Regions from separate parts of the Homo sapiens genome. Here region 1 is linked to region 2. A link is an interaction called in ENCODE POLR2A ChIA-PET data of the cell type or tissue named here. Cell type or tissue: PC-9. All regions are shown on one strand. Links, peaks and the distances in the headings refer to the core of each region. The heading gives the core; the rest is flanking DNA.

Region 1 (15,702 bases), core at 5,824-8,323, 800 kb after region 2:
AATAGAATCCCTTTGGATTCTGGAAAGGCAGATTACTTTGTGCCTTCCCTTTGTGTCCAGGATTTGGGATAGATAATGATAAAGTAACTCGAGTCTTGGAATCTGAAGATAGGCATGGCAAGGTCATCTTCTCAGTGTTTCCTGAGGATCCTGTATTTCTTCCAGATGACCGGTGTTCTTTCTTACTTTGTTCCCTGTATTACAAAAGGCATAGTCAAATACTGGTTGATGTACTACACACATAGCCACATGCTAAGCTAATTCAGTGCTACAGAACATTATGGTATTTTTATTTGCAACCTATCAGGATAAATTATTTAGATGTTATTTCAATAGTGTTAGGTCAGAAATATCTTTTCTCCTATTCCTTTAAACTATAACAATTTTTTTAATATAACAAGTTGCTTTTCGTTAAAAGCATGAAAATAGTCATTCATGTAATTCCTGTTGGGTTTGCTAGGAAGTTAGCAATTTTAGACTCAATAATTAGATTTAGCTACTCCACGTTTCATGAGAATATTGGGACTATCAGCATTTCACCACTTTTAAATAGTGATAACCAAGAAGTCGGCAGAAAATAAGCTTTATTACATCTATGGTAATGAGGCTTGCTGTTCAGAGTCTCTAATAATTCCTTTGGGTATCCCAAGGAGTCAGAGCCAACGAAGGCAAAAGTATGTCTTTTTGACAGTCTAAAGACTTTGCAGATATTGATTTCCTATCCTTTTGACACTCGTATGGGGTTGATGTTTCCTTCATAAATGTACTTGGTTTCCCTCAGGGTCACTCAGTGGGTTTCTCTGACAAATTTACAGTTCTGGATAGATTTGTGATCACATGATAAAGTCTTTGACAAGTTTCTTTCCCCCCCTCACCCATGACTTGAAACCATTCTTTGCTAATTAAAAAGTTTCAGTCCGCTTACAAAGGCTTTATGACCAATTAAGGAAATCTCTACTGAAAAACATTTCAGAAGGTATGCTACTTAGTTTGCACAGGAAAAACGTACACCGCTCACGTTGTTGCTCAGAACTTCAGATATATATAATGGACAATTTCACTAAGTATTTGAATATTTGGGCCACTTCAAATAAACGTGTTTTTCCCCTTTGTAAGAGGATGTCTTTATCTTTTATTTATTTTTATTATTTATTTATTTTGTAGAGAAAGGTTCTCACCCTGTCGCCCAGGCTAGAGAGGAGTGGCACCATCATAGCTCACTGCAGCCTCAACCCCAGGGGCTCAAGCGATCCTCTCACCTCAGCCTCCTAAGTAACTGGAACTACAGACATGCGCCCACCACACCCAGTTAATTTTTAAATGTTTTGTAGAGATAGGATCTTAGTATTTTGCCCAGGTTGGTCTCAGACTCCTGGGCTCAAGCTATTCTCTCATCTTGGCCTCTCAAAGTATTGGGATAATAGGCAAGAGCCACCCCGACTGGTTTGTTTTTATACCTGGGTAAAAATACTTGTTTCACTATAGACTACAGCAACACACAGACATACCTAAATACAGACATACATAAAACCAATGCACATATATCAGCATGAACAATCAGATGGCTGAATCAAATTTTGCAGTGTATTTCAACCAATACTTACTATCAGCAGATCTTTGGCAGTGGAAAAGAGGGAGACATCATGTGACATGATGCCTTCAACATTTCATAACTTCTGCTTGAGAAACCAATACTTAGTATTTTAGTTTTAGGGATTCTAACATGGCATCACAATAACTGGTTGAAATGCAACGTTTATTTCCATTTTGCACTACCAAAACCAAGCAACAACAACAACTAAAACAAAATGTTTAGGTTATTTCCCCCTTTTGGATGAATTTTAATGACCTTGTGACTTTATTAAAAGTAGCAGAGATGAGGAAGGTAAAGTTGAAAGAAGTTCCAACTTCTGGAATTTGATTTGGTGACCAATGGGACAGAGTGGAACAAAACTTTCATGACGGCAAGACCTTATTTGTGCTAAATGGTGGGAATACAATAATACACAAAACAATATAAGCATTTAATATTTATTCAATAAAGAACTAATGGAAAATTTAAAAATGAGTTAGATTGGTTTATCTGAAGTTCCTAGATTGGGATTTTGAATGGGTCATGATTTTCCAAATCTATGCTGTCTAATATGGTAGCCGCTAGCCATATGTGGCTACTGAATTTAAACTAATTTGAATTAAAGTTTATTTATTAACCAGGCACATTTCAAATGTTCAATAGTCACAGTCACTAGTGACTATCCTACTGGATAGTATAGAGATAGAACATTTGCACTATTGCAGAATATTCTGTTGGACAGCGCTACTCTAAACAGATATGAAAATATTAAATAGAAGAGCAGGAATGGGAACAGCTGCCCTCTATTACAGTTTCACATTTCCAACTGCTTTCATACACGTCGTACTGACTCTGCAGACTTTACATATTTTAAATCCAAACTCAACCAAAATCTCCTCCAAATCCCTAATTTTATAATTAGCACTACCATTCTACCAGAAACCAAGGCTCAAAACATACGTGCAGTCTTTGTTTATTTTTGTAAAGTTAGATTAAAACCCTGTAGATACTTTCCCTACACTATCTGTTAGATGGATTCTTTCTTTCCCACTTCTGCTGTTTGAATGACTTGCATACTTTGGAACATACTTGATATTTGTAATAAGAGATGACCTTTTGACATAAGAGCAAGTACTCTGATTCCAGTGGGGAAAAAGATATGCAAAAAAGACAAATTTGTAATCAACCCATCCTTGTTTGATTTAGCTTGTAAATAATACTTTACATAGCTTTCCATCCATCTTTTGTACAACTTTATTGAGGAAATAAACTACATGTATTTAATTTGTACATTTTATTTAGTTCGGACACCTGTGAAACCATCAACAATCAAAATAATCAATGTTTCTATTACTCCCAAACTTGTGCTTTTTTATACTCAATTCCAATGCAACCACCTATTTACCCACTCATCCCTATCCCCCACTCTCTTTCAGAGAAAGAGACTTTACATTTAAAACATGTAAAGTCACTATAGATTAATTTGCATTTGGTAAAGTTTATACAAATGTTCATATAAAGGGGGAAAATGACACTACTTTATCTTTTTTGGACATGTGCCATTGTTCTAATGTAGTTTAGATAATATGATCAATACCTTGCAATTTGGTTAAAAAAAAATATGGATAGAGGCTGGGCATGGTGGCTCACGCCTGTGATTCCAGCACTTTGGGAGGCCTAGGCAGGCGGATCACCTGAGGTCAGGAGTTCGAGACCAGCCTGGCCAACATGGTGAAACCCCTTCTCTACTAAAAATTCAAAAATCAGCTGGGCGTGGTGGTCGGTGCCTGTGATTCCAGCTACTCAGAAGGCTGAGGCAGGAGAATTGCTTGAAACAGAGAGGTGGAGGTTGCAGTGAGCTGAGATCGTACCACTTCACTCCAGTCTGGGCAACAGAGCGAGACTCCGCCTCAAAAAAAAAAAAGTATGGATAGATGTAATTATTCAATGCCCCAACTATAGGATTTGCATAACACTGGAGATATATTAAAATATATTTTCCCCCAAATGATAAAATTTCTACATGCTGGGAGATGTTTTTGTATCAAGTCTGTAAGTTCAAGAAAAGTCACAAAAATAATAAGGCGTATTGAAGAATATGAAAACCAATAAGATAAATCCTTTCGCATTTTTAGTATGCTAAGAATTGACAGAGATGTCCAATAGTTAAGCCAATTCATGTATATTATCCTTTGCATTACTATGCTTAAATACTAATGAAAGCCAAATGTTTCCTTTAAAGATGACATAGAATCAAAAGTTTCAGGGACTTCCTCATTATTATTAACAAAAATACATGTTATGTTCAGATGGAAATTCCACAAAGTCAAGGGGAGCCAGGAGAACCTCAAAAAAGAGCTATCTTCTTTCCTGAGATATTCATTGGCATTTTGGCGTTTTGGGTGAACCAGAGTATTCAGTGAGAGAGCATCATTCACTTTTAATACATAGCTGATTAATAAAGGGTGCATATCTTGGCAATTTTAGGTATCTTTGAACCTTGCTCTTGATTGAGACCCTGGCATTATTTGAACAGTGGGGGACCGTTCACTAAAGGCACTCAGTTGTCTGAGCACCTTAGTTTCCTGCCAGAAAGCAAGAATAGCCTTTCTAAACTAGAGCCTTTGACGCCTGATGTTAAGCTCACTTGGGATCTCTCAGGTTTTAATTTTTGTAAGAATTGCAGAAAGAGCTTGTTTTAAAATTGCAGATTCCAGCCAGGCATGGTGGCTCATGCCTGTAAACCCCACATTTTGGGAGCCCGAGGTGGGCAGATCACTTGAACTCGGGAGTTTGAGACCAGCCTGGGCAAACCCTGTCTCAACAAAAAATATTTTAAAAAAAGTTTGCTGGGCATGGTGGCACATGTCTGTAGTCTCAGCTACTCAGGAGGCTGAGGTGGGAGGATTGCTTGAGCCCCAGGAGGTAGAGGCTGCAGTAAGCCATGATCACACCACTGCACTCCAGCCTGGGCAATAGAGACCCTTGTCGTGGTCAATGACTGTCTGAGGCTGGCACAAGGATAGTAAAGGAATTTGCCAAGACAATAGTGAGTTTAGAAAAGCAGATTTATTTAGAGGAAAGGGAGAGAGACATTGCAAGGAAGCAACGGGCAAGACAGCGGAAAGAAGGCTGTCTGCCAAGAGGCAGGGGCTGGAGGAGAATTTTAGAAGATCGTGCTGCTTAGGCTGAATGCTTGCAGACAGAATGCTTGCGTGCATGTGAGCCATTTGCAGTTGACCCCATTTCTTGGAACATTTGTTCCCCTCTATCCCTGTTTCTGTCCCTGCCAGCTAAGTCCATTTTTCAGTTTTCTTTTAACTCCTTAGGACTCCACAACCCTGTCTCAAAAAAAAAAAAAAAATACAGATTCCAGGGTTCAAGCCCTACACATTCTGTTTCTATAGGCCTGTAAAGGAACCATGGAATCTATATATTTAGTAAGTACCATATATAAATATGAAAAATGTGCTCTGTGTTTCAAAGATCACACTTGGGAAAGAAAATGGGACTAGCTTAGAATGGAATGATCCCAGAATGTATGTTGGGTGAAAGCTCCTTGAGGAAGGCCTGTGTGTGTGTGTGTGTGTGTGTGTGTGTGTGTGTGTGTATTTGTGTGCTCAAACATGTTTTTTTGTTTGAGAGTTGATATGGGTAGGAAAAGGTGGTGGACAAGGATCTCCAGATATATAGCAAGATGTAGCAACATATATAGCAAGATGTAGAGCTATTTCTCTGGCGCTCTGTTGGAACTTTGTTTGTCTCTGAATATTTTCTTGGATAGGGAAAAAGAGAAGGCTTACATAATACTCATTCTCCAAACCCAGTACTCAAATGGGAAAGTTAGATTTACTTAATAGAAAGAGAGAGATTTACAAAAGCCGGAGGAAATATACGAAATATGTGAGTGAGGGCAATTTTGAAATTGGAGACTCCGGATATTTCCTTAAAATAAAGAAGAGACCCTTCTATCTAGAATGGTTTGGATTAAGGATCCCTGGTACTATGGAGAAGGGAGGGAGGAATTCAGATATCTTCAGAGATCCTTTCAGCTTTTTCTCCATAATTCTGCAGGAATTATTAGTCTTTGCGGCAGTTAGCCATTAGCTGATTTTTTTTCCTGCATATTCACCCCAATACTGTTTTCACCATGAAAGCCGCTTTTCTCACTGCTAAATGTGTTTAGAAGCTGTTTGGTTTTCACTTCCTCAAGGCGATTTTTAGAACCTTTTTATTCCTTGATTAGAATTCAGTGATGTATAAAAGCTTAGTTATTTGAAATTCTGGTATACCAACTCAAAAAATTACAAGAAAGGATAGTGTGTATGTGTGTGTGTGTGTTTGTGTCTGTGTGTTTTCACATAGACTTTAATAGAGTTGATCATTCTAATTACTTCAACGATATGGACTATTATTTAGTTCTCTTATTTTTTTTAACTTTGTTTTCTATGTGACTATTTTGGTAAAATTATGTCACTTGTTTATGTGGTAGCCTTTGGTTCTTAAATGGCAAATTCTAATAACTAAAAGATTAAACAATTACTTATGATTAATTTCATATTTCCACAATACCTTATTATATTTTGTGCACAAAGCTTTTCAGGGTGGGAGAAAAACTACAGAATGTCTGGTTTTTCTAGATACTTTTACTTTTTTTTGGTTTGTAATACAGAATATCATAGTGTTTAACAGCTCGGTCTTTAGAGTATGACACACTTGTTTATAAATCTCAACCCTGACAAACATGCTTATGAAAAGAAACCATGCCATTTACTAGCTAAATGACCTTGGCAACAATTTAAACTGTCTGTACCTTGATTATCTCACCTCCAAAATGGAGAAAATAATAATACATTCTTCCTGGGGTTGTTAGGAGGATTGGATGCATTGTAACAAAGAATACTGTCCATAGTAAACATGGTAAAAGTAAAGTGTAGACTGTTATTAATATTATTAGTAGCTGTATCACCTAGCATTTTTTTTCAGGACAATCATTAACCATTGTCACATGAAGTTTAATAAAAAAATACATCTTTGCAGTTATAATAATTTTATGTGATTATAGTAATTTATTCAGAGCTGTGATAATTCTTTAACTTTGTGACAAAGTTTTTGTGTATATTTGTCATTCTATTTACTTAGGGAGCATATGAAAAATAATTCCTGTTGATGCACAATCTGGAATGTATGAGGTAAAGTCGCCTGTATGAGAAGCAGCTCTATCACAAATCTAGGCCTTAAATTTAAAACTCTGGCCTTTGACTCATTAGTATTTAAGATGGAACCAATGATCTCTTCATTTTACAATGTCTATATTTGCAATACAGAATCAGAGGAAGTAAGTCTCAAGGAAAAATATTGATTCCCCTTTAGCAAACCTGTTGAAATACACTGTTGTAGGCCTTGTTATTTTTTTAAGTGTCTGGATTTTCTTTATGAATTCATTAAAACATATTTTAGCAGCTCCGGTGGCCCAATATCTCATTCCAACATAAACTTACCACTGGAAGGCACATACCATTTGGCTCACCTTTTCATTTCATGGCTAAATAATAATGACAAATTACAGGTGCTAAAGTGAAGTTAGATGCCTTAGCTTAAGAAGTGATTCGATGCTCCTGGTATTAATCTTCTGTCCAGAGCTTCTTTATATATATGGCATCTCTCTTCTGATTGGCAATTAATGTCTTATATGCTGGAATTCCATTTCAGCAACCTGAAAATGATATTACCTTTCATAATTGGTAATAACTTTGGCTCATCATTATATCTTAGTTTTAACTTCACTATAAGATATATATATGTATATATACATATATACATACATATATATACACATACATATATATATAGAGAGAGAGAGAGAGAGAGTTTGGTTTCAAGTGATGTACATTGTGGAGCGGGCTCAATTCTCATTAAGAGAGGATGTCTTTCGTAATTTGTATTTATCTAGATATCTTGATTCTCCCTAAAGTGAATTTTCCAGCATCTCATAGTCCGTCATTCAAAGTATGTGAAAAATAGCTGTATGAAACATTCCTGCAGTTTTCATAGAAATTTCTTATATTACCCTTATATATTATGACTCTGATAAAGACACTTATTAAGTTCATATAGCTTTATTGTAGGTTATCTTTGGGAGTTCTGTGTTTGTGATCATGTCATCAGTGAAGAGTGTGTTGTCGCTTTTTTTCCAGTCTGTATGCTATTTTTTCCTGTCTTATTGCATTGGGCAGGAATTGGAATACAATGTTGAACAGAGGTCGTTAAAATGGACATATTTGCATTGTTTCTGATTTTAGATAAAAAGCTGTGAGTCTTTTACCAGTAAGTTTGATATCAACTAAAGATTTTCTGTAGGTGCCCTCATAAAATTGAGAAATATACTATTTATTCCTAATGTACTATAAGTGTTTATCACAAATGAATGTTTAATTTTGTCAAATTTATTTTCTGTATCTACTGAGTTGGTCATAGGTTTTTTTTTTTCCTTTTATTTTACTAACGTGGTGAAGCATATCAACTGATTTTTGAAAATTAAACCAATTTTACATTGTTGGGATAATAATACCTTTTGATGGTGGTACATCATCAAGTTTAAATATTTCTTAATTTAATTTGCTAAAATTTTATTTGGAACTTTTGTTTCTACATTCATGAGTAATATTGATCTACAAATCTTTCTTGCAATGTCTTTTATGGTTTTGCTATCAGTGCAAAATCTGCAAAAAGTGTTGAAGAATGTTGCTTTCTCATTTTTATCCTAAAAAAAATGTGCATAGGATTACTTTATTCCTAAATGCAGCGAGAAACAATAACAGTTCTATCCTTGATAGAATTCACCCCAAAGACATTATGGGACTTGAATCCTTTTTTGGGGAAGATATGTAATTACAGATTCAGTTTCTTTGACAGACAGAAGATTATTTACGCTGTCTGTTTCTTCTTTCATCAGTTTTGGCCAATTTGATTTTCAAAGTACCTGTCTGTTACATCTAAATATTCACATTCGTTAGTATGATTCTTTATTATACTTTTTATTATCTTTTAATATCTAAAGTATATGTAACACAGTGATGTTCCCTCTCTTAATCCTGATTTCGTTAATCTTTAGTGATCGGTTAAGGCATAAGTTTATCAATTTTATTCATGTTTAAAAATTACCTTGCTACGCTTTCATTGATTTTTCTTTCTGATTATTATTTCTGCAACTTATATTTTGTCCTCTTGTTTTTCTTATTCTTTTAAGATTCTTAAGGTGATGTGTGTATCATGGATTTTGGACCTTTCTTCTTTTATAATAGGTGCACTTAAAACTACATGTTTCATTCTAAGCATTTCTTTTGCTGTATCTCATGGATTTTTATGTTGTGTTTTCATGTTCACTTAATCAGAAATGTTTACTATAGCCAGTAATTTTTCTTCATCCATGAGTTACTTAGAAACATGTTCTTTAATTCCTAAATATTTGAATATTTTGCAGAAATATTTCTATTATTATTTCCTAATTTAATTACAGTTGTAGTTGGGAAATATGCTTTGTTTGATTTTAATCTTTGTTAATCTATTGAGACTTATTTTAGAGCCAATCATATGGTTTATCTTGGTGACTGGTTCGTGTGGACTTGTAGAGTTTGTACTCTGTGGGTTTGAAATTTATTTCTCTGTAGATATTAATGACATTTATTGATAATGTTGTAACCAACTGAATTTCCATCTATTTATCTTACCAATTAATGGGAACACTGAAATCTTTATAACTATAAACTTGTCTTTTTCCGCCTTTGTTCCATCAGTTTTGCTTCAGGTGTTTTCCTAGTTGAAAGTAAAACCACTAAAAACACTTTTACGTGTTTTGCAGTTCTTATAGAAGCTCTAATAGAACATCATCTACAGGTACCCACTGCTTCTAGAATTAGGAAAATGTCTTCCAAATTGGGTGTGTTTGTGAAGGAGTGGGTTCAGTATATGGGAGTAAACAAATCAGTGGAAGAGTCAGGCAAGAAGCAGTCATCCTGAAGGTTTAGCTCTACTTTGCAGAAACTACTAGCATAGAAGAAAGAATGAAGGTCTTAGGATGATGCTGTGTTATAGACAGGCAGGTCTTCAGTCAAGTGGACCAGGGGATCAGCAGAAGACTTTGACTGCAGGCCCAGACACTGGAGTGATTAAAGGAGGAATATTGGGGCAAAAGACTCATTCTGGATATTGGATCAGTACAATGAGAAAAAGCTGAGAAAAATAAATCACAGATGCCCAGTGCTATTCACTGATAACGCCAGATATCAGCTCAAACTGAGAACTGACTCCTGTGAGTAGCAGATGTGATATGATGAAAAGGGCACACATCTTTGAGGCAATCTTAAGTTCAAATTCTGCTTCTGTGATTGAATACGTCACACACATATCTTGTGCCTTGTGATCTTAGAAGATAAACTGCCTGTTTACTCATTTTGTAAGTTGAGACAATGTCTATTTCAGAGGGTTGTTGGATATAAGATGTAATAAAATTTAATATATAGAATAAACAGTCTAATACATAGTAGGTTTTCTATAAATGTTAGATTTCTTCCTTCCTTCATAAAGCCAGATTGAGGATGTGAATATAGAGAAGGAGATGATATGGCTCTGAGACACTTATGCTGCATTGAGATAAAGAGTTAATAACTGTGCTATTTTTCTCTCAAGAACCTCTAATGCCCAAGAGCTAGAGGTCTTGTCTAAAACATTTCTCTCTGCTGAAGAAATGAACTCTCACTGCAGGGAGAGGGTAATGTCATTTTCAGGTGAATGCCACCTACTGTGCATGACTGCTTTCTGCCCCATTTGTGACTTTTATTGAGGAGCACATAAAAGTGCTCCTCACTTTTATGACAGTGAGGACATACTAACAGTTTTGCTGTATGTGTTCCTTTGCTTATGACATTGCTTTTTTGGGAGTGTGGTATATTCCTAGATGCTTAGAGTGACTTCACGGTTACTTTTTGTTTTCCTAATTCCTTACTTTTCCCATTTAGTAGAAATTCTTATTTACCTATGCAAAGCCATATAAACTCTGTTTATAACCATTGCTTACCATATATCCTGCATTATCTTATAAGGCTGTAATTATCAACCTCATGAATGCCATTGCGTGAATCCAGTACCCATGCTTTGGGTTTATTGCCTTGCAATTCTATATTCTTGGTCTCCTTATTCATCCTCCTTTGTGGCCCCCATTTCACAACCATCTGCTTTCTACCAATCAAGAATGACAGCACATTACTTGTAGCCCTGCTTCAACCACCTCCCCTGTCCCTGAACAACTGTGGTTAAATCGTCTTTATTTTATGATTTTACCGGCTGCCAAAGACTAAAGCAATCACAACTGATAAATCCTGAAGTGCTTCCATTAACCAATCAGGGGTTGTCACTGCTGTCAAGTCTGCCCTGAGAGAGGCCATTTTTGGTAGCTTAGTATTCTTGTGTATATGTCCACTGGGGATAGGTATGTTTAGCCAGTTAAAAGGGTTTTCAACTCTGCAGTTAGTTACAGAAACTAGTTCTAGGAGCTTAAAAAAATTCCATTCTGTGCCTTTCAAAATATAAGACAGGTTTGGTAATTTTCTTGTTGTTCCTTGGTTGTTCTAGAAGGTGATTACGCTTACACATCTTAAACAGAGTGAAGAAGAAACAAGATTTAAATTTTCACACTTGGAGATAATCAAGGAAACCGGGAGAGAATTTGTAGCAATCTGAAAGCAGCAAGAAACAATAACGATTGGCAGGGCAGCAATGAGTGACACATGTTGCTGAGTGATTCTCCACCACTCAATGGCACCAAGTTTGACATTTAAATTGCAGGCAGCCCTGGGTCCATTCCAGGAGCTGGCTGTGGTTGAGTGCAGTTCTGATCACTTGCTTGAGGGGTGCAGTGGGGGTAAAGAGAGAGGAAAAAAAAGAAAAATCAAATTGTTCTCGGAAATCATGTTTAATGTAGAAATCTGGTTAATATTAAAATGCAATCTGCAGTTTTCAAGTATTCTATTCCTCAAGGAAAATATTTCCTGTTCAAGGGGCAGGGGCAGTAAGCTCTCCCTTATTACATCACTTCCTATGTCAGGCCAAACTAGCATTCAAAATGTATTACCGTATTGATAATGCTAATTTCAAAATGATGCCTTTTTCCCCCCCTTTGGTTAAAGGGTCTGGGCAAAATTCCAATCATATGGATCAATTTAGCCTTAGATGGCGCTGCCCAAACTGCTATTTCATGCACTATATAGAATATAGTTCTTCCACATGCTCAGGAATAGTAGTCCATGTCTCCTTTCTACCCATAGCATAACATTATGTTTCCAAAAGTTTCCCAAGAGAGCACCTACCTCATGGGTTTTAGAAAAGGGAATGTCATATCTTTGGGAGGGAGGGATACCACATCATTCTCTACACACAGGCAGCCTCCAATTTTTGAATTACTAGGGAGTTAGGAATTGATTTCTGGAACTCAACTTTGTGCCATGTTCAAATCAACCTGGTATTTTCCCTGTGGGCTTGGCTGGCTTTCACTGCAACTGCTCTCATCACCAGGAGGACATGCGGGTATAACCACTGGTATTTACCCCTCTTTTATCCATTTTTTTTTCTGCAATGCCTTAAAACACTAAAGCTGATGAGTTATTGGAATGAAGTCTTTTCAAATATCTGTCACCCACATAGTTAATCAGCATTCTTACCTTTTTATATTTAAAAAAAGAAAGAAATTTTAAAAAGCCACTAACAAAAGATCAATGTGAAAGCACCCAATGTTCCAGACCAGAAGAAGGCAGTTTTATTTTTCTTGAGACTCTCTATTCTTTTGGAGTCTCTGCTGGGTAGAGCTGATCATACTGACAGTGGGGCAAGAAGTGCTTGATAGATGCCAAGAGAGAAAGCTTACCTCCATTAAGGTACTACTAATTTATCCTTTTTTGTTTTTGAGAATTTCCCCCAAATAGAAAATCTTCTACTTATGTTTACTGCATTTTCCCATTAATACAAAGATACAAAACAAACATTTTTTGATGCTAATAATATGTTTAGAGTCTACGCTTTGCAATAATGGTGGCTGCCACTCAAATGTAATTTAATAATGAGGTTTTATTCAAACCTGTTTTCTTTAATTTTAAATCCTTCATAATGCCCAAAATTTATAATGCAATTTTAGTGGAATTACACTGAATAACTTGAAATTATAGAATTAGTTACATGCAGTTTCATTTACAGTTGCCCATTGATTCAAGCCTGCTAGCTGATACCAGAGGTAGTTGGTTGCACAATGCCACAGGAGGAATATATTTAGGTTTACTGGGCTATGTTTTTTTCTATGCTAGCCAATTAGGGAAAATTAAGCTATTTAGCTAAACAGTCTTATACTGGTCATTGAGGGCCAACTTGTGCTTATTTGACCTAATGACTACTTTCTTGTCTCAATGTTATGGGCTCCTTACAGTATTGTGGTAGATTAATTGGTATAATAGCTACCCCAATATCTCAGTAGCTTAACACAATAAAGCCTTATTTCTGAATTACGTAACAATCCCATGAAGGTCTGAAGAGGTTCTCTGTTCCACAGAGTAATTCAGGGATCCAGGAACCTTTATCTAGTAGCTCCATTTTTTTTTTTAAGATTGCAACTGAATCCTCTGTAGTGACTGAAAAAAAAAAGGAGAGATCGAATATGGCAAAGGCATACTTGTTCCAAGTTGTTGTTTCCTGAAAGTGACACATGCTACTTCTACTTACATTCTGTTGCTGAGCAGTGTTCATACAGAAACAATCAGATGTAAGAGAAGGGGTGGAATGTATCCTAGAAGCATAGGTATGCTGGTAAAAGTTTGACAGTTGGGTTTCCAGAGGGGAAAAAAAAAATCTCTGATCCATGGGATTTGCCATTTTCCACAGCGTAAATAACTCCCGCCATGGCCAGGTTCAAGCTTGTGATGATGTCTTGGAAAAGTAAGACTATTAAATTAGGACACCAGTGAGAAATCTCTTGAAAAAAGACCAGATAAAAATGGGGTATTGCTAAATGTGGATGGAATTGGGAAGGGATGTACACAGTCTGCTCTCACAAGCGAGCATGGTGCTGACTGAGCACATCACTGCCTAGGAATATGCTGAGTAAGAAGCAGTGAAGCTGAACATTGGTGAGCATGGCCGTTTCCATGCCACTTACTCAGTGGAAGACATTGTGTAAGATGGGGTGAGATGGACACAAGTATGAGCCTATGCTGATTGCATTTAAGGAGCTCACTGTACTTGGGAGGATTAGCATAATTATAAAAATAGCTAATATCTAATGCATGGTCACTGTTTTCCAGGCACCCTCTCAAGAGATCTATAACTTAACAACTCTATAATGTAGGTATTCTTTTTATTCTTATATTATAATCTAATGGAGACCCCGAGAGACTTAGTAGTTTGCTCGAGCTAAAGCATAATTGATTCTGATTAGGAACTATAGTAAGCCTTGTGTAGAAAGAGGTATAAGAGCAAGTCTGTGAAGAAGATTTTAATTGGAGAGTGAAAGAGAGAGGGTGTATGACTGTGTTTGGGTGGTTGGTGGGGGTGAAATTATAAGCTAAGGGAGCAGGACAGTGAATGTAAGTGAAGTGTGAAAATCTATGAGTAACAAAGCTACTCATGTTCTTTGATAACATAACCTTGCTTCTGGGAGGAATTTATCTTGAAAAAATAATTTTAACAAGACCTAAAATCATTTTATTTATATACATGAGATATTATAATATTTAAAAGTATCAGATCAGCGGAAAGAAAGCACAGGACCAACAAGAAAAATATTTTTAAAAATTCTAGACTCTCTGAATGCTGGTGATAATTATGATGATGATGAAGATGATGATGATCATTGCTATGGGCCACATCTAAGCAGAAAAGAACAAGCATGCTTTTCACCACATTGACTGGTTTACCTGACTCTTTGTTGAATTGTACTAAGTTAACAAGATAATATTATCTGCCTATTTGGAAATATGAAATATTTGTGATAATTGCAAAATCAGAATATTAAATAGCAGGTGAATTGTGCACACACATTCAAAAGGAGAGGAGGACAGCATCATGCTAAAAAGGGAAATAGCAGATTTTGAGATATGGGATTATATTTAATATTTTTCTAAACTCTTAATATTAGATATGGGGCATATATTCAATTAGAAAGGTTGATTATGTAGTGTTAGATTTGCAGACTCAATCAATGTGATTGGAATAATGGGTGAAAGGAGATTAGATAGAGTGAATAATTATGTAGTACAGTGGAAAAAGCCCTGAGTTTTGCTAACTAAGCAGATTTTAGTTCACACTACAAAGGGTGAAAAGCTATCACTCATTTCTTTGAAGAGGTGCATAATATAGTATGAACCCTAGAAACAGTGTGATGATGTCTTGGAAGAGCAAGACTATTAAGCAATCAGTGAGAAATCTCTTAAACACCAGATAAAAAAAGAAGATATAGTTTAGAGTAGCATTGGTAGGGCTTAAAGGAGAGAGAATGGGTAAATTCTAGAAATGGACAACACTTGGAAGACTTGACTGATTTGGGCAGATGACAAGGTCAGGAGTTCGAGACCATCCTAGCTAACATGGTGAAACCCCATCTCTACTAAAAGTACAAAAATTAGCTGGGCATGGTGGCAGGCGCCTGTAGTCTCAGCTTCTTGGGAGGCTGAGGCAGGAGAATTGCTTGAACCCAGGAGATGGAGGTTGCAGTGAGCCGAGACTGTGTCACTGCACTCCAGCCTGGGCAACAGGGTGAGATTTCTTCTCAAAGCAACAACAACAACAACAACAAAACAGATTTGAAGGTATAGAGGATACAAAGAAGTTGCAGGAAACTGATTAGTTAAATTTTAGGGCATATTGAGTCAATATGTCAGCAGGCTCTGTGTTTAGAAACATGCTGTGGAACTGGACACTTAGATCCAAACTGTAGAGAAACACCACAGTGGGATGAAGATTTGGGGATCATCAGATGAGAGCCGAGATGATAAACATTGAGAGAGAAAGTGGTGGGCCAGGCAGACGCCTGGAGAGCAGAAAGGAGAGCAGAGGCCTAAGAGGGGGTATTCAGCAGGGATTGAAGGAAAGGG
Region 2 (15,702 bases), core at 6,107-8,606:
CCTGTGGTTGGACATTTAGATTGTTGAAAGTAGCAAAAATTAAAAACGTTGCTGCAATGGCCATCCTTGTAACAAAACCTGTGCGTATATCCGTGATTATTTTGTTGAGATAAATTTTTATAAGGAGAAATATGTTTCTTTCTTTCTTTCTCCTTCTTTCTTTCTTTCTTTCTTTCTTTCTTTCTTTCTTTCTTTCTTTCTTTCTTTTCTTTCTTTCTTTCTTTCTTTCTTTCTTTCTTTCTTTCTTTCTTTCTTTCCTTTCTTTCCTTTCTTTCCTTTCTTTCCTTTCTTTCCTTTCTTCCCTTCCTTCCTTCTTTCTTTCTTTTCGAGATGGAGTCTTGCTCTGTTGCCCAGGCAGAAGTGCAGTGGTGCACTCTCTGCTCACTGCAAGCTCCGTCTCCCAGGTTCACACCATTCTCCTGCCTCACCCTCCTGAGTAGCTGGGACTACAGGCGCCCGCCACCACGCCCGGCTAATTTTTTGTATTTTTAGTAGAGACAGGGTTTCACTGTGTTAGCCAGGATTGTCTCGATCTCCTGACCTCATGATCTGCCCGCCTCTGCCTCCCAAAGTGCTGGGATTACAGGCGTGAGCCACTGCGCCTGGCCATGTATATTTCAATAGTCCTTGATACAGATAGATGACACCCCAAATAGATAGATGGACAGACTTCAAAACGGTTATCCAAAATTTCCCCAGCCATATGTTAACCTTGTGCCTACTTTCTCAGCACTCCTTGTATGTTTTATTTTTAAGTTATCAACATTTAATCTAATTTGAATCTCACAATTCTATGGGGTAGGTAGTGCTCTTCTCATTTTACAACTCAAGTTCAGGACAATGAAACCACAATGTATGGCTGCTGTGTGGCAGAGCTGGGATTTGGATCCAGGTGTATGTGATTCTAAAGCCTCTGTCCTTCCCACTACTCTCTCTTCCCATGTGGATCCCCAGGGAACTTCCTTGCAGGCAGCAGACATTCGCAAAGTCCCTTGTCTAAGCAGGACTCTGGACAAAGTCTGAAAAAGACTCAGAGAACTGAAGGACGGAGTCCCTCACCTCAGAGTGCTTACAGTCTAATACAGGGGTTGGCAAACTACAACTCATGAACCAAATCCAGCCTGCCACCTTTTGTAAATAAACTTTTATTAGAACACAGCCACTTACATTCATTTGCATACTCTCTGTGGCTACTTTTGAGTTACGGCAGCAAAGTTGAGTAGTTTCGACTGAGATCGTGTGGCTGACCAGACCAAACACATTTACTCTCTGGGTTTTCACTGAAGAACTTTGCTGATCCTGGCTTCGTATTTGGACAAACTGACCAGGAATGAAAATAGGGGTGCTAAATTGTGGGTCACCAAGGTGGGCTCCTGGATGGGTGTGACTGGTGGTCCTGCCTACGTTCTGGTTGTATCATCATGATAGCAAGAGAAATACCCCTAGGGTGCTTAGAAACATTGACCATTTTTCATGCCAAAGTGTGGGATTTGGAGAACCGTGGGTTCCAAAACTTTGGCTGCATTAATTCTTTCCCAGGGGATAGGCGTTGCTGGGGATGGGATCTGGCAATGCTGAGAGGTATAGGGAAAAGCTGGGTAATGAGTGGGATCCTCAGAAGAGGTTGTGAGGTAAAAGTGTTTGCGAATGAATGCCTTCAGCTTCAGGATAACTGGGGAGGATAAATATTTGAAGAATCTTGGGTTGTCCAAGTTGACACCTGATAGGGTTTGGATCCGTGTCCCCACCCAAATCTCATGTTGAAATGTAATCCCCAGTTCTGGAGAGGGGGCCTGGTGGGAGATGATTGGATCATGGGGTGGTTTCTTATGGCTTAACACCATTCTCCTAGTGCTGTTCTTGTGATCGAGTTCCCACAAGATCTGGTTGTTTAAAAGTGTGTAGCACCCGCCCCTTCCTCTCTCTTTCTTCCATCTGCTCAGGCCATGTAAGTAAGACAGGCCTCCTTCCCCTTTGCCTTCTGCCATGATCATAAGTTTCCTGAAGCCTCTCCAGAAGCTGAGCAGATGACAGCCTCCTGCTTCCTGTACAGCCTGTGAAACTGTGAGCCAATTAAACCTCTTTTCTTCTTCTTTCTTTCTTTCTTTCTTTTTCTTTCTTTCTTTCCTTCCTTCTTTTCTTTTTTTCTCTTTTCTTTTCTTTTTCCAGATAGAGTCCCATTCTGTTGCCCAAGCTGGAGGGCAGTGATGCAATCTCGGCTCACTGCAACCTCTGCCTCCTGGGTTCAAGTGATTCTCCTGCCTCAGCCTCCTGAGTAGCTGGACTACAGGCGTGTGCCAACATACCCAGCTAATTTTTGTGTTTTTAGTAGAGATGGGGTTTCACCATGTTGGCCAGGCTAGTCTCAAACTCCTGACCTCAAGTGGTCCACCCATCTCTACCTCCCAAAGTGTTAAGATTACAGGTGTAAACCACTGCACCTGGCCTAAACCCCTTTTCTTTATAAATTACCTAGTCTCAGATATTTCTTTCTGGCAATGTGAGAACAAACGAATACAGCACCCAGCAGTACCAAACAATAATTTCATTGCAAATGGCTGTTCCATTCATCTGAGCCTCAAAGTCCTCATCTCTAGCACCGGGACCATGATGCCCCCTCCTGAGGCTGGCGCTGGTGAGTGGGAAGGTAAAAGGATGCCTGTGGAGTGTCCAGGGCGGATGCCCCTCTCATGGAAGTGTTTCATGACTGTTTTTACTGCTCTTCCTCTTGTTATTAGCAAGGGAGGCACCCTAGCTCTTTTTGGAACTGGTAAAGAGTTAAGAAACACATGATCCAACCTTTGTTTTTACTGAGTTTTTTCTTTTTCATCTGCCTGCCCAGGGAGGGATGCTAGTTGGTCATCTCAACCTTTTCTGACTGTCATGGCGACATTCCGGCTGTCACTACTCCAGCGTCATCATTTTATGCCATTGCTGCCCTTTGTGTACAGCTGGGGCAAAAGGCACCTCGCAGAACAAATAACAGGTCTTTTATAATGGAGATAGCTTTTATAATTGGGATGGCTGTCGGACCAACACCTGAGATGTCACTTCCTTTATTGGCTGAGTTCTCCATGGGAAATGTGATGAGAGATGGTGGATTTTGGTGTGTGTGGTACCATTTCAGCCTAAAGCAGATGTTAAAATGTGCTCTACTTAGAGGTATCCCTTCCCCTTCCCTAGCAGAGAGGGGCTCATTTTGTTCTTTTCTCTATCTCTGGAGGGAAGAGCTTTTTTTCAGACATTGTCCCCGGGCCAGGAAAACAAAATGGTGAGTCGGCAATTTTTAACTGGAAGCTCAAAAAAAAGAAGCCACCATATTAATTAGTTTTGTAAGCATTCCAGACAAATGCAGACTGAAGTGCAAATAATATTTTTGGCTTTCTTTGGAAGGACAAAGTTTCTTTAACATTTTCAAATTCTCCTGCTACTCCAAATTCTGTCTCCTGTTAATGTTCCCTGCATCAAAATCTTAAAAGACTTCTGTTTACTTATTATCCCAACCTCAAAAAGTACCATGATGTTACTAGCACATCTAAATCTTAGGAAAGGGTGAAGAGGGAGGGCCCCATTTGTACCTTCTGGAAAGACCAGAGCATGCTCTATGGCCAGTTATTGGGGGTCCTGTTGAGCTTATCTGGGCTGAGCTACCCATCGACCAAGGAATGTCATTCCTTTACACGGAGGTTTCTTTGGTCTGGAGTCCCTAAAGAAGAGGTCTTGTTTGTGATGTCAACGTTATGAATATCCCCAGGTGCAGGGATGTTGCAAATCTCAGTGTTGACCATCCACTTGGCCAACACTGGGGAGCATCAGTTTGCTCCTCAGCATGACCTCTGCCTGTTGAGGAACCATCCCCTTCCCCAAGTGTTCACCTACTGTGCCTCTTAATTTGTGTTTCTTTAAGAAAGTGCTAGCAATGGGAGATGTAATAAATGATGTTAAAACACTTATTAAAAATTTAGGGGCATTTCAGGCAATGTGCTTTATTTATCCACCAGGAGCACAGGAATTTCCCTTCAGAGAAAATTCCCATTTTTTTTTTCCCCAAAAGACAAATCAGGGTAGATTTCTCAGGGGGGTCAGTGTGATATGTGTAAAAATCCTTGGTAACCCAAAGGGAAGATGCAGGGAGTTTTTTTATTTGCAGAAATGCTCCAGAATTAGGATATAGTAGCATGTTCTAGACTATCTCTGCTTTTGAAAATATGGACTATGACTTCATTCATCCAACCAGATATTTATGTATTTATTTTTCGAGACTGAGTCTCGCTCTATCGCCCAGGCTGGAGTGCAGTGGTGCGATATCAGCTCACTGCATTGTCTGCCTCCCAGGTTCTAGTGATTCTCCTGCCTCAGCCTCCCAAGTAGCTGGGATTACAGGCACCCACCACCATGCCTGGGTAGTTTTTGTGTTTTTAGTAGAGACATGGTTTCACCATGTTGGCTAGGCTGGTCTCGAACTCCTGACCTCAAGTGATCTGCCCACTTCCGCCTCCCAAAGTGCTGGGATTACAGGCGTAAGCCACTGCGCCTGGCCCCAACCAGATATTTTTAATAGCTAACTATATGCTAGGCATTCTCCTTGCTGGAGTTTTAGCAGTAAATAAGCAAACACGCCCCTGCCCTTAAGGAGCATATATTCAAATGGGAGAGATAGATAATATCCAAGTACACAAATATAGAATTTGGAGGCTAGAAGTCCAAAATCAGCTTGTCAGCAGGGCTGTGCTCCCTCCAAAGGCTCCAAGGAAGAATCCTCCATTACCTCTTCCAGCATCTGGAGGCCCCAGGCATTCCTTAGCTTGTGGTGGCATCACATCAGTCTTCCCATGGCCTTTTCCTCTGTGTGTCTGTCTTCTGCTCTCTCTTTTATAAAGGACACCTGTTATTGGATTTAGGGCCTCCTAGGTAATCCAGGATGATCTCATCTTGAGATCCTTAATTTCATTTGCAAAGACCCTTTTTCCCATAAGGAGATAGTCAAAGCTTCTTGGGATTAGGATGTGGACATATCTTTTGGGAGCCACCAGTTAACCAGGTAAAATATGGAACCTGGGAGAATAACTTCAACAGCAGGTATTAAATCAAAATTAAATGTGGTCCCTGAGTGGAATCCTGGAGGACCTTACCTGCAGCCACGTGGCTGTGGACAGCTGCATTTCAGTGGTGACAAGGAGGAAGCAGCTGTGAGATGCATGGTGCAACAGGGTCTGGTTACTGCATTGTGGTAGTGTGGAGCCACTGAGTGGCTGGGGGAGGCTACCAGCTCAGCGGGCTTCTGGTAAGACTTTGCAGTGGCAGCCACTTCCAAGGAGGGAAATCATAGCATCAAGATGCAGGGCTGTGGGTCTTTGTGGGAGCACCTTGTAGAACAAATGACAGGTCTTTTATAATTGAGAAATTGAGAAAACACAGACCCAGAGGAACAGAGTAGAATGAGTTCAAGCAGAGTGGGGAGAAGAGGCAATCTCATTCTCTTTGCATATTTCATAAGCGTAGGGTGAGCAATACTGATGGAGGTGGGAGATCTCCCTGGACTTTTTGATGGAGGTTGTTTGCAGACGTCAGCAGCTTGGGAAGCCAGGACCTCAGCTCAAGAGGAGGTGTTACTGCCTTGTGCAATTGTCTCTTCGGGGAATGTCCTCAGTGGGGTGGGCAGGTGCACCTGATGTGGCTGTGGCATTGAACCTGCCTCCAGAGGGCGGTCACTCTGCTCTAGGACTTTATTGCTTAGTCTTTTCTCACTCAAAGTCTTTTGCCAGAAGAAGGCAGGGAGGAGCAAGTCAGTATGCCCAGAGCCTGCCCAAGTTGGGGATGATGTTTGCTCAATTCTGTGCAACCCCAGCTGTTGCTCCAGGTGCTAAGTTAGACACTTGGTAATTAGCGGGACTAATTGATTTAATCATGTTTGTGCTGTTTTTCTTCTCCCTGTTGTTCTTCTTGTCCTGATCCTTCAGGTTTTCCTGGATTCACTCCCAGGTGCGTTGGAAGGTAGTGTTGAAGGAGGATGGATACTCCTGATGCCAGAGATTAGAGCAAGCTCTGGCTTGGTGGTGGTGGGGGTTGGAGGATACTGGTCTCCTCCATATTGTAGATTGGAGTTTCTCAGCCTCGGCACTATGGGCATTTTGAGCTAGACAATTCTCTTTGGTGGGGGGGATGTGTAGCAGCACCCCTGGTCTCTATTCAGTGGATGCCAGTAGCGTACACCTTCCCCATTGTGACAACTAAAAATGTCTCCAGATGCTGCCAAACGCCCGTTGGAGAGGGGGTCAATATTTCTCCATTGAGAACCCCTCTTCTAGATCATACCGACCACTGATATTTAACTTGGACATTTTGGATGAAAATACTCTTCAAAGTCCATGCAGTGGGCTGGGATGATGAATGTCCTCCTTTTTCTTTTTCTTTCTTTCTTTTTTTTTTTTTTTTTTTTGAGACAGTGTCGTTCTGTCACCCAGGCTGGAATGCAGTGACATGATCTCAACTCACTGCAAAGTCCGCCTCCTGGGCTCAAGCCATCCTCCCATCTCAGCCTCCTGAGTAGCTGGGACTATGGGGACATGCCACCACATCTGGCTAATTTTTGTATTTCTGGTAGAGAGGGGGGTTTCACTATGTGTCCCAGGCTGTTCTCGAACTCCTGAGCTCAAGCACTCTGCCTGCCTCGGCCTCCTGAAGTGTTGGGATTACAGGCGTGAGCCACTGTGCCTGCCCATGAAAGCGCTGCTGCTGCTGCTTTTTTTCTTTTCTTCTTTCTTTTTATTTTTTTTGACAGAGTCTCACTCTGTCGCCCAGTCTGGAGTGCAGTGGCACGATCTTGGCTCACTGCAACCTCCGCCTCCCGGGTTCAAGCAATTCTCCTGCCTCAGCCTCCCGAGTAGCTGGGATTACAGGCACCCGCCACCACGCCCAGATAATTTTGTATTTTTAGTAGAGACAGGGTTTCACTATGTCGGTCAGGCTGGTGTCAAACTACTGACCTCAGGTGATCTATCTGCCTCAGCCTCCCAAAGTCCTGGGAGAATGCCCTTCTTAACCACTTCCCATTGCCTTCTTTTGGGCCTGCCATAAACCAAAGCTGAAGGCCAGTGAAGGTGCTGGGTCGGTGGCCAGGACCTGACACCCCATCTCCTCAAACACAGGGTCTTCTCTCAAAACCATACAATCCTTGTGTCAGAAGGGGGAAAAAAAAAAAAAAAGCTGTGATCTATAGAAGGACAACAGGTGGCAGGGTTAGCGTCACCCGGAAGATAAGCAGAACCAGAAAAGCCACTTCTCTGTGGAAGGTGAAATGAAAACTAACCTTCCCCGGCTGCTCAGTTGGAATCAGTCCAATATGGCAGCCGAGGCCTGGGAGAAGGCTTCGCTGTTTCTCTGTCAGTGGGAGCCCTGGGGCTGGCTCTCTCAGCCTTGCTTCTTAAGGGGCCTTGTCAGGTTCTTCGGAGCCTTGGCCTCCTATCCAAAAGTCTTATTTTCATTTGGGGGTCTCCTATAGATGTCAACGTAGTGCTTTGTGTGCAGAAAAAATTCTGCACGCAAATTGTCTTTGGCAAATGAATGAAGATTGATATACTCATGGAAAGGATCCAGACAATCTGAGGAGGGTCTGCAATCCAGGGCAGGAGGGAGGGTGGAAGAGAGAGACCAGCTACCCAGAATCATCCACCTACAGTAGTGCTGTCCAAGAGAAATAAAACGCAAGCCACGCAGGTGATTTCAGACATTCTGGTAGCCACACCGAAAGGAGGACAAAGGAAACAGATGAAGTCAATTTCAGTTATATATTTGATCTCTACCCCAGTATATCCCCAATCTTACTGCAACATGCAATCGATATAAAACAAAGTATTAGGGAGATGATATGCATTATCGAGAAAATATACGTTATGTAGAAAATCAGGCATGTATTTCACACTCAACAGCACATCTCAGTTTTAGACTTGCCATGTTTCTAAGGCTCATTGCCCAGAGGCTTCTGTCCTGGACCGTGCTGGTCTAGAGAGGAAGTTTAAATGATTAAATTTTGGAGATGAACTCCTCATGGTAGAATAGGAATGAAAAATGAAGTTAAGGACTTGTGTGGAAAAGATTTCATCTGCAAATGCCCGTGACTGCCCTGACAAGTGCCTGCCAAGGTAGCGCCTCCGTCCCCCCACACGAGGTCTGTTCGCAGGAATCCATTGGCTGCCGCTCTCCCCTCCCCCTGACCCCTTTGTAGTTCCCTCTATTCGCTTTTGTTTCAAACGAATGAGCACACAAAAAAGGGCTCTGCATTCCACCGGGCAATCTTATTCAAACACGGCATGGTTGTGTTTTTCTCAATTAATCAGCCCGCCCCCGCCCCCCACCTCACTCCTCTCCTCTCCTCTCTGGTTTTCTCTGCATCTTAATCAGGGTCCCAGCTGGACTCCAACTTCAGGATAGTTTCAGAGGCTGCACAGACACCTGCCCAGGTAAATTAAAAGCAGCCCAGGCCTTTTCAGGTTTCTCTTTCCTCTTAGACTGACAAACACTAGGAGGCTTTTCCTTAGGAGGGACAAACGGACACCTTGGGAGAGGAGGAGTTAACCACGGTGAATAAAGAAGGACTAGAAAAGAAAACAGCAGTGAGACAAGCCATCTCCATTCAAAGGCAAGGACTTTGGAAGTGGCCCTTGGTTTCTCTGAAACGTTTGAGTCCGGCTTTGCCTTCGACGTCTCCTTCCCCTGCCCCTGCCAAGGATTGAGAGCTCTGGAAACCTGACTTTGCCTTGGCCTTTGCTTCCGAGGTAGAAGGGCCATTTTGTTCCCTCTGCTGCCTCACCTCGAGGTCTCCAGAATGCTCTGTGATCAGAGTCTTGCAGGCAAACCTGGCCGGGCAGCTGCCCAGGTGGTTATCTGATGGGGCTTCAGAAATGGGTCCTCCCGCTCTCAGCTCTGTACCAACTTCTGCCATTAGATCAGTGGTCTCAACCAGGGGCAATTTTGCCCTGCAGAGGACGTTTGGCAATGTCTGGAAACATTTTTAGTTGTGACAGCTTTGTGGGGAGAGGGGTGCTCTGGGAATCTAGTGGGTAGAGGCCAAGGACGCTGCCAACCATCCTACAGGGCCAGCCCCCTCAACAAAGAATGGTCCACTCTAGAGTGTCAGTTGTACCAAGATGGGGAAACCCTGCATCAGAGCATTTTTCCTTTGAATTTGCAACATTTTTTTTTTTTTTCTCAAAAAGAACCTTCTCTTAGCCTGCAGAGGTCCCTGGGAGGAGTTGTATACACTTAGGCAGATAGATGGTTAAATGACTGCCTTGATTATCAGCTAACACCTTCCAGGGCCTTGTGGGCAGACCTGGATCCAGGCTGGGTACCTGAGGGAGGGTTGAGCAACCCAGGAGGGAGAGAACGGGAGCTGAGAGCTCCCAAACTAAATGTCTGAACTCGAGTCTTTTAAGGGAGGGGGTGCGCTTCCCCCGTAAGGGTCTCATTTCATTCTCTCCAAGGCCTTCCCCTCTATGTGAGCAAAGCTCGGGTTAGGGTCCAGTTTAGGACCTAGTACTTATATCTCTAAGGCTAGTATAATGAACCAGCCTTTCCCGATGTTGCAAGGTAAGTTGCCTTGCAACTTCAAGAGGCAAAAGTGAAAACTTGGAATTTCCCATTGTTTTTAGTAGGGTCAGAGGCAGTCAGCACATTTTCATGGAAGTTCCCATGGAGAAATAGGAAAAAAAAAAAAAAAGAGAGAGAGAGAGAGAGAGAGAGAGAGAGACCAGCCTACTGGTCTACCAGGTCTGAGATGTGGGTTGGCCTTGAAGTTTACTCAGGGTGGGTGGAGCCCTTTTGCCAGGTCACCTGGTCTCAATTCTATCTTCATACAGGCTCTCCCCGGTACTGTGAGATTCTCACAGCTCACACCAGGCTATACTCTTCAGAAATCCTCATTTCACTTCCAGCAAACTCAGTCAAATGGCCACAGGTGTCTGTCTGGCAGTGGGGGTGTGTGTCCTGGATCCACGTGAAGCAACACACAGACCCAGTCCACAGAGACCCTTCTTTCTGAGCACCTGGGGGTCTGGAGCCTGAAGACCACAGCACAATCTTGACTTTGCCTTGTCTCACTCAGAGAACAGTCCCAGAGGAGCCATCTGGGTTACTTGGCCGCTGGGGAGTTTGTGCAGAGGGTCTCTGATGAAGTTATGGGCAATCTGGAGTCCATCATGCCTGACAGTCTTCCGCCCCAACCCTCTCCTCCTTGTAGAGTTGTTGCAAAGATTAAAAGGCATTTGGGGCCTGAAGGGAAGAGAGACAACATAATTTTGGGATGCAGAGGGGGAAAAAATATCTTGTTGTTGAAAAGAAAAATAAGACCTAGCAGGATACATGCTTGGCTGTTTCTCAGTGTTGTCTGAGAAGTACTTTCAAAAATTCCATTTGACCTTTGCATCTTTTATTTTAACCATGGATATTGCATTTTTCTCTTTTATATTTTTTTTTCCTCCTTTCCTTTCCTGGTCTCCTGATCCCAAGCAACCTGGGTAGGTATCGTTAAGTAGGAATAATTCTAGACTTGGAGTAAGAAAAACTGTCACTAGCGAGCTGTGTGACCTGGCCCAAGTCATTGAACCTCTCTGAGCCCTAGTCCTTTGTTCATAAGATGAAGTCATACTAACCTAGAAGAAGTTGTTAAAAGGACCAAATGGGCTCATGGCTATGAAGGAGCTTTGTGAAGTATGACAAAGAAGTGTTTTATTTTTGTAATTTTTATGTCCATGGGTTATTGGGGAACAAGTGGTGTTTGGTTACATGAGTGAGTTCTTCAGTGGTGATTTGTGAGTTTTTTTGCATCATCACCTGAGCAGTATACACTGCACCCAGTTTGTAGTCTTTTATCCCTCACTCCCTTCCTACCCTTTTCCCCGCGTCCCCAAAGTCCATTGTGTCATTCTTATGCCTTTGTATCCTCATAGCTTAGCTCCCACTTATGAGTGAGAACATATGATGTTTGGTTTTCCATTCCTGAGTTACTTCACTTTGAATAGTAGTCTCCAATCCCATCCAGTTGCTGCAAATGCCATTAATTCATTCCTTTTTATGGCTGAGTAGTATTCCATCATTCATATATATATATACGTATATATTCATACATATATTCATACATATATGTATGAATATATACATATATACATATATACATATATACACATATATACATATATACATATACGTATATGCGTATATACATATACGCATATACGTATATACGTATATGCATATACGTATATGCGTATATACATATATGCATATACGTATATGCGTATATACATATATGCATATACGTATATGCGTATATACATTATGTATATACGTATATGCGTATATACATACATATATTCATATATATTCATATATATACATACATATATTCATATATATTCATATATATACATACATATATTCATATATATTCATATATATATTCATATATATTCATATATATATTCATATATATTCATATATATTCATATATATATTCATGTATATTCATATATATTCATATATATATTCATGTATATTCATATATATATTCATATATATTCATATATATTCACATATATAGTCACATATATATTCACATATATATTCATATATATTCATATATATGAATATATATGTGAATATATATATGAAAAAAATATATATATATATAAAGTTTCTTCATCCACTCATTGACTGATGGACATTTGGGTTGTTTCCACGTTTTTACAGTTGTGAATTGTGCTGCTATAAACATGCATGTGCAAGTATCTTTTTCGGATAGTGACTTCTTTTCCTCTGGGTAGATACCCAGGAGTGGAATTGCTGGGTCCAGTGGTAGATCTACTTTTAGTTCTTTAAGGAATCTCCACACTGTTTTCCATCGTGGTTGTACTAGTTTACATTCCCACCAGTAGTGTAGAAATGTTCCCTGTTCACTACATCCACACTAGCATCTATTATGTTTTGATTTTTTTATTATGGCCATTCCTGCAGGAGTAGGGTGGTATTGCACTGTGGTTTTGATTTGCATTTCCCTGATCATTAATGATGTTGAGCATTTTTTCATATATCAAAAAAGTGTTTTTTATTATTTGCGTTGAGGGATTTTTTACTCTCTTCCAGAGGAGACCTTCTCATAGTCCAAGGCAGGAATCTTCATCAACAGGCATGTAACTTTCAAGCCCTTCTCTCACTTTCTAACCTCTTGCCTCCAGGGCTCAGGGTGATTACTTATTGGAGAAGACAAGTGGGAGGTGGGAGCAAGAAAGGGTAAGCATGTGGGGTTATTACAGTGGTGTCTGATTATAGATCCTGGTCCCCATTAGTCCCAAAGCTGTGTGCAAGGAGCAGAAATCATTTGTGTCTCCCTTATGGGAAGCCATTCTCCCATCCCCCGTTGGCCACTGTGCACTGCATTCTGATTCTTCACCAGAGGTGGGATAGTTCACTTTAATAAGTTTCTTTCCCCAATAAAAGCCAGGTGGGTCCTAGGAAATCCCACATCTGCCAGTCCAACCTCTTCAGTCTGAAGATAGCTTCCCTCCTTCTGCCAACTTCACTTGTTTCTTTTGTTCCTAAACCATTTTATTCTACCAGTAGCATCCTGCCACCTGGACACGCTGACTCTCCCTTGGAGGAGGCAAAGGCAGAGGCAGAAGAGGGTGAGCAAACAAGGGGAGGAAGAGATTAGAAGGAAGGGAGAGGCATGGCAGCTCATTAAAGAGGAATAAATTTTGCAGAGGGGAAGCGAGAGGTCCCTCCCTCTGTATCTGTAAATCATCTTGTTTTATGGACGGGATGCAAAGTGCAGTGGAGATGGGCTGGCCCTGATAACTAGGGTCATTTCTCCTACTTATGTCTGTCTGAATTTTAGGATGTTCCAACAGAGAACAACTTCAGGCTGGAAACTGCTAGGACTCCTCTCTTTAATTTATTGTCGTCATTATTACTCTAAAATCAGAACCGGACTGACTTAAGGAGGGCACTTTAAGGGTTTCATTAGAAAAACATGACTGGTTTGTTTCTGCTGCCTGTTTTCCCCAGAACACTCTATATCCCAAGCTGCTGTCTGGGCACCATGGATACAAGAACTGGATTTGTGTAAGTTGTTTGAAATCACCTCAGTTTTAGAAAAGTGACATCGGCCGGGCACGGTGGCTCATGCCTGTAATCACAGCACTTTGGGAGGCTGAGGTAGGAGGATCACAAGGTCAGGAGATTGAGACCATCCTAGCTAACAGGGTGAAACACAGTCTCTACTAAAAATACAAAAAATTAGCCAGGTGTGGTGGCACGTGCCTATAATCCCAGCTACTCAGGAGGCTGAGGCAGGAGAATCACTTGAACCTGGGAGGTGGAGGTTGCAGTGAGCCGAGGTCATGCCAGGATGACAGAGTGAGACTCCCTTTCAAAAAAAAAAAAAAAAAAAAAGAGAGAAAGTTACATCTTATTCTATAAAGCTTCTTTCAGACCCAAGGGTCACCATAACCTCAGGATCTCAGACCTTGCATCTCTGTCTTATTAACTGCTCTCTCAACCAGAAAGACATTCCTTAGGGGCAGAGTTCACAAACCAACAGTCCAGAGGCCTGGGTATGGGTGTGTTTTTTACTGATACCTGGCGCTAAAATGGTTTGAGTTAGCTGCCACTTTTGAGATGGTAGATATTTCCTATGAAGTTTTGGATCTCCGGCTTTGATTGAAAAAGTGGGCCCATTGAGGACTCTGAGTCAGGGTTTTCCCTTGGCTATGGACTTTGTGAGTTGCAAAGTGCCTTGGGTTCATCATGGTTTCTCTAACCTTCTAGTTAATTCTTATGTCCAGCCAGCTTCATTCATTTCTGTTTGGTAACTGGTTCCTGAAGCTACCTGAAGCTACATTCCTGTTTGCTACCTGGTCCTGCAGACTGCTGAGTTTGAGACCCCTCTACCTTTGAGGAGATCTTGAATGATCCACTGAGGAACATGAGGCAGGTGATGGAACCCATGGTTGGAAACTGGGGGGAATCCCTGGTTTGTGCAGCTTCTTCTCTTCTGTGTGCTGCAGGGCCTCTCCCTGGGATGTGGCCTTATTTGGCAGGTGTAAGTGCATTGGCCAGTTTGGAGGGAGATCTGCCCCCTACTAGCTGTGTGACCTTGGGCAAATTGCCTTCCCTCTCTGGTCCTCTCTCTTCTCTTGTATAAGGTGAACTGGTTGGAGTACACTGATAGTTTAGTTAAAAAAATTGTAGCCACTTATTTGTGCAACCATTTTCATGTAAGATTTTGTTTACACGAAGGGACGGCAAATTGTAGCCATCCCTTTGTGTAAACAAAATCTTAAGTGAAAATGGAATCTGTGGGACGTCTGAATGGTGCAGCTGAAGGGGGCCGGAGAGTCCTGAGAGGCATGCCTCGGTTTGCTATCCTTCCTGAAAGCCCCTGGGGGAAGCCTCCAGATGACACACTGTTAACCACCAAACTAGATGCTCCCTAAGATAGTATGAGTCTTACCTGATGTGAGCAAAATGGGGGCCCTGTGGCTTGCCAGGTGGTCACTGGTAAATTGCACAAGGCTTACTCCAGTGGTGACTGGGTGGGGAGAAGGGAAGCGCACTTATATAGACTCATGTATAAATAGATACTTGTAATATACGAGCATCTGCTCTGTGGAAGATGTTTTTTTCCAGGCCCAGAAGTGTAAGATCCGGTGCCTATCTTCAGGCGGGTGGCAAACAAACATCACATAAAGGAGAGTGTCTGGCTTGTGTCTTCTGGGTACGTGATCCCCCTGACTTCAGTGTGAGAATGTGGCCAGAGCGTCTGGGGAAGACAGGGAGAGTTGTCAGAGAGGAGTTTTGAGGAGGCCCTGAAGGCTCGCCGGCTGTTAAGGCCTGAGCTGTAGTGGGCAAGAAGAGATGGCCAGTTCAGGTAGAGGAAGCCTGCTTTGAGCTGAAGACCGGAGGTGAATCTGGACAGGGCTTCCCAGGACCAGTAAGTAGCTGGGTGGGACTGGAGCCATGGGGGTCACGGAGGAGATGGGGTTGAAATGGTGGGTGGGGCCAAGAAGGGACAGGGTTTCTACAGCTGGCCTGTGAGTGTGGGAGGCTTGGGAAGCTTGTGAGTTAGGAATTGGCCTGGCCTGGTCCTCTCGGAGCAGGTTAGGGAGGGACAGATGGCGGTGAGGGCTGGCTGGTGGACTGGAGGAGCAGCAATAAGGGCCCAGGCCTCAGCAGTGGCAGAGACAAAGCGGGGATGAAAGCAGGTGCCACTGGGAAGGTAGAATTGACAGCATGGGGTCAGAATGCTTGTGGGGAAAGAGAGGGTGCACCCGAGATGATGTCGGAAGTGTAAACCTGAGCTAGACAAATGGTTATTCTTTCCCTAATTATTTAGCACACACTTCTTGACTGTCTCCCCTGTGCTAAGATCTGGGTGCAGTGAATAAGCTGAGATGGAGGACACAGGAGGGGTTCTGGTGAGTTCCTGGAATCGCCTGAGTCTTTTGCTTGGGAAAACGTCTACTTGACCTCTAGAGATGGGGATTTGAGGTGAGGCGGAGAGGCCAGGGGTGGTGCTTTGTTTATTTAAACAGTGGTGACCGGGTTCCTACTGCACATCACATAATACCAGGTTGTGGGGATAAATGCAGGCATGGAGTCTTGCTGATCAGACATGTGTGAGATAAGCATATGAAGAAATTACAGGAC

What was found. ChIA-PET counts read pairs that join two places held together with the same protein. Peaks named below come from ENCODE experiments on the same cell type or tissue, not always from the same donor. Only the 100,000 strongest peaks of a DNase experiment are listed, where the experiment ranks them.
Region 1: POLR2A ChIA-PET joins it to region 2 with 6 read pairs; 2 of 35 experiments call an interaction of 5 or more read pairs at or near these places.

Annotation. Positions count from the first base shown.
Region 1 is chr17:71,664,268-71,679,969 of GRCh38, reverse strand. No RefSeq gene overlaps it. Among named protein-coding and RNA genes, the nearest start is that of ROCR, 350 kb to the left of the region's middle. In PC-9, for the core only: no CTCF peak of the experiment used is centred there; no DNase peak of the experiment used is centred there.
Region 2 is chr17:72,469,343-72,485,044 of GRCh38, reverse strand. All of the region lies in intron 1 of LINC00673 (long intergenic non-protein coding RNA 673), which reads left to right. Among named protein-coding and RNA genes, the nearest start is that of LINC00673, 120 kb to the left of the region's middle. RefSeq lists an enhancer at 7,791-8,704. In PC-9, for the core only: a CTCF peak has its summit at 7,099; a DNase peak (open chromatin) is centred at 7,264; H3K4me3 peaks cover 383 bases; H3K27ac peaks cover 1,912 bases.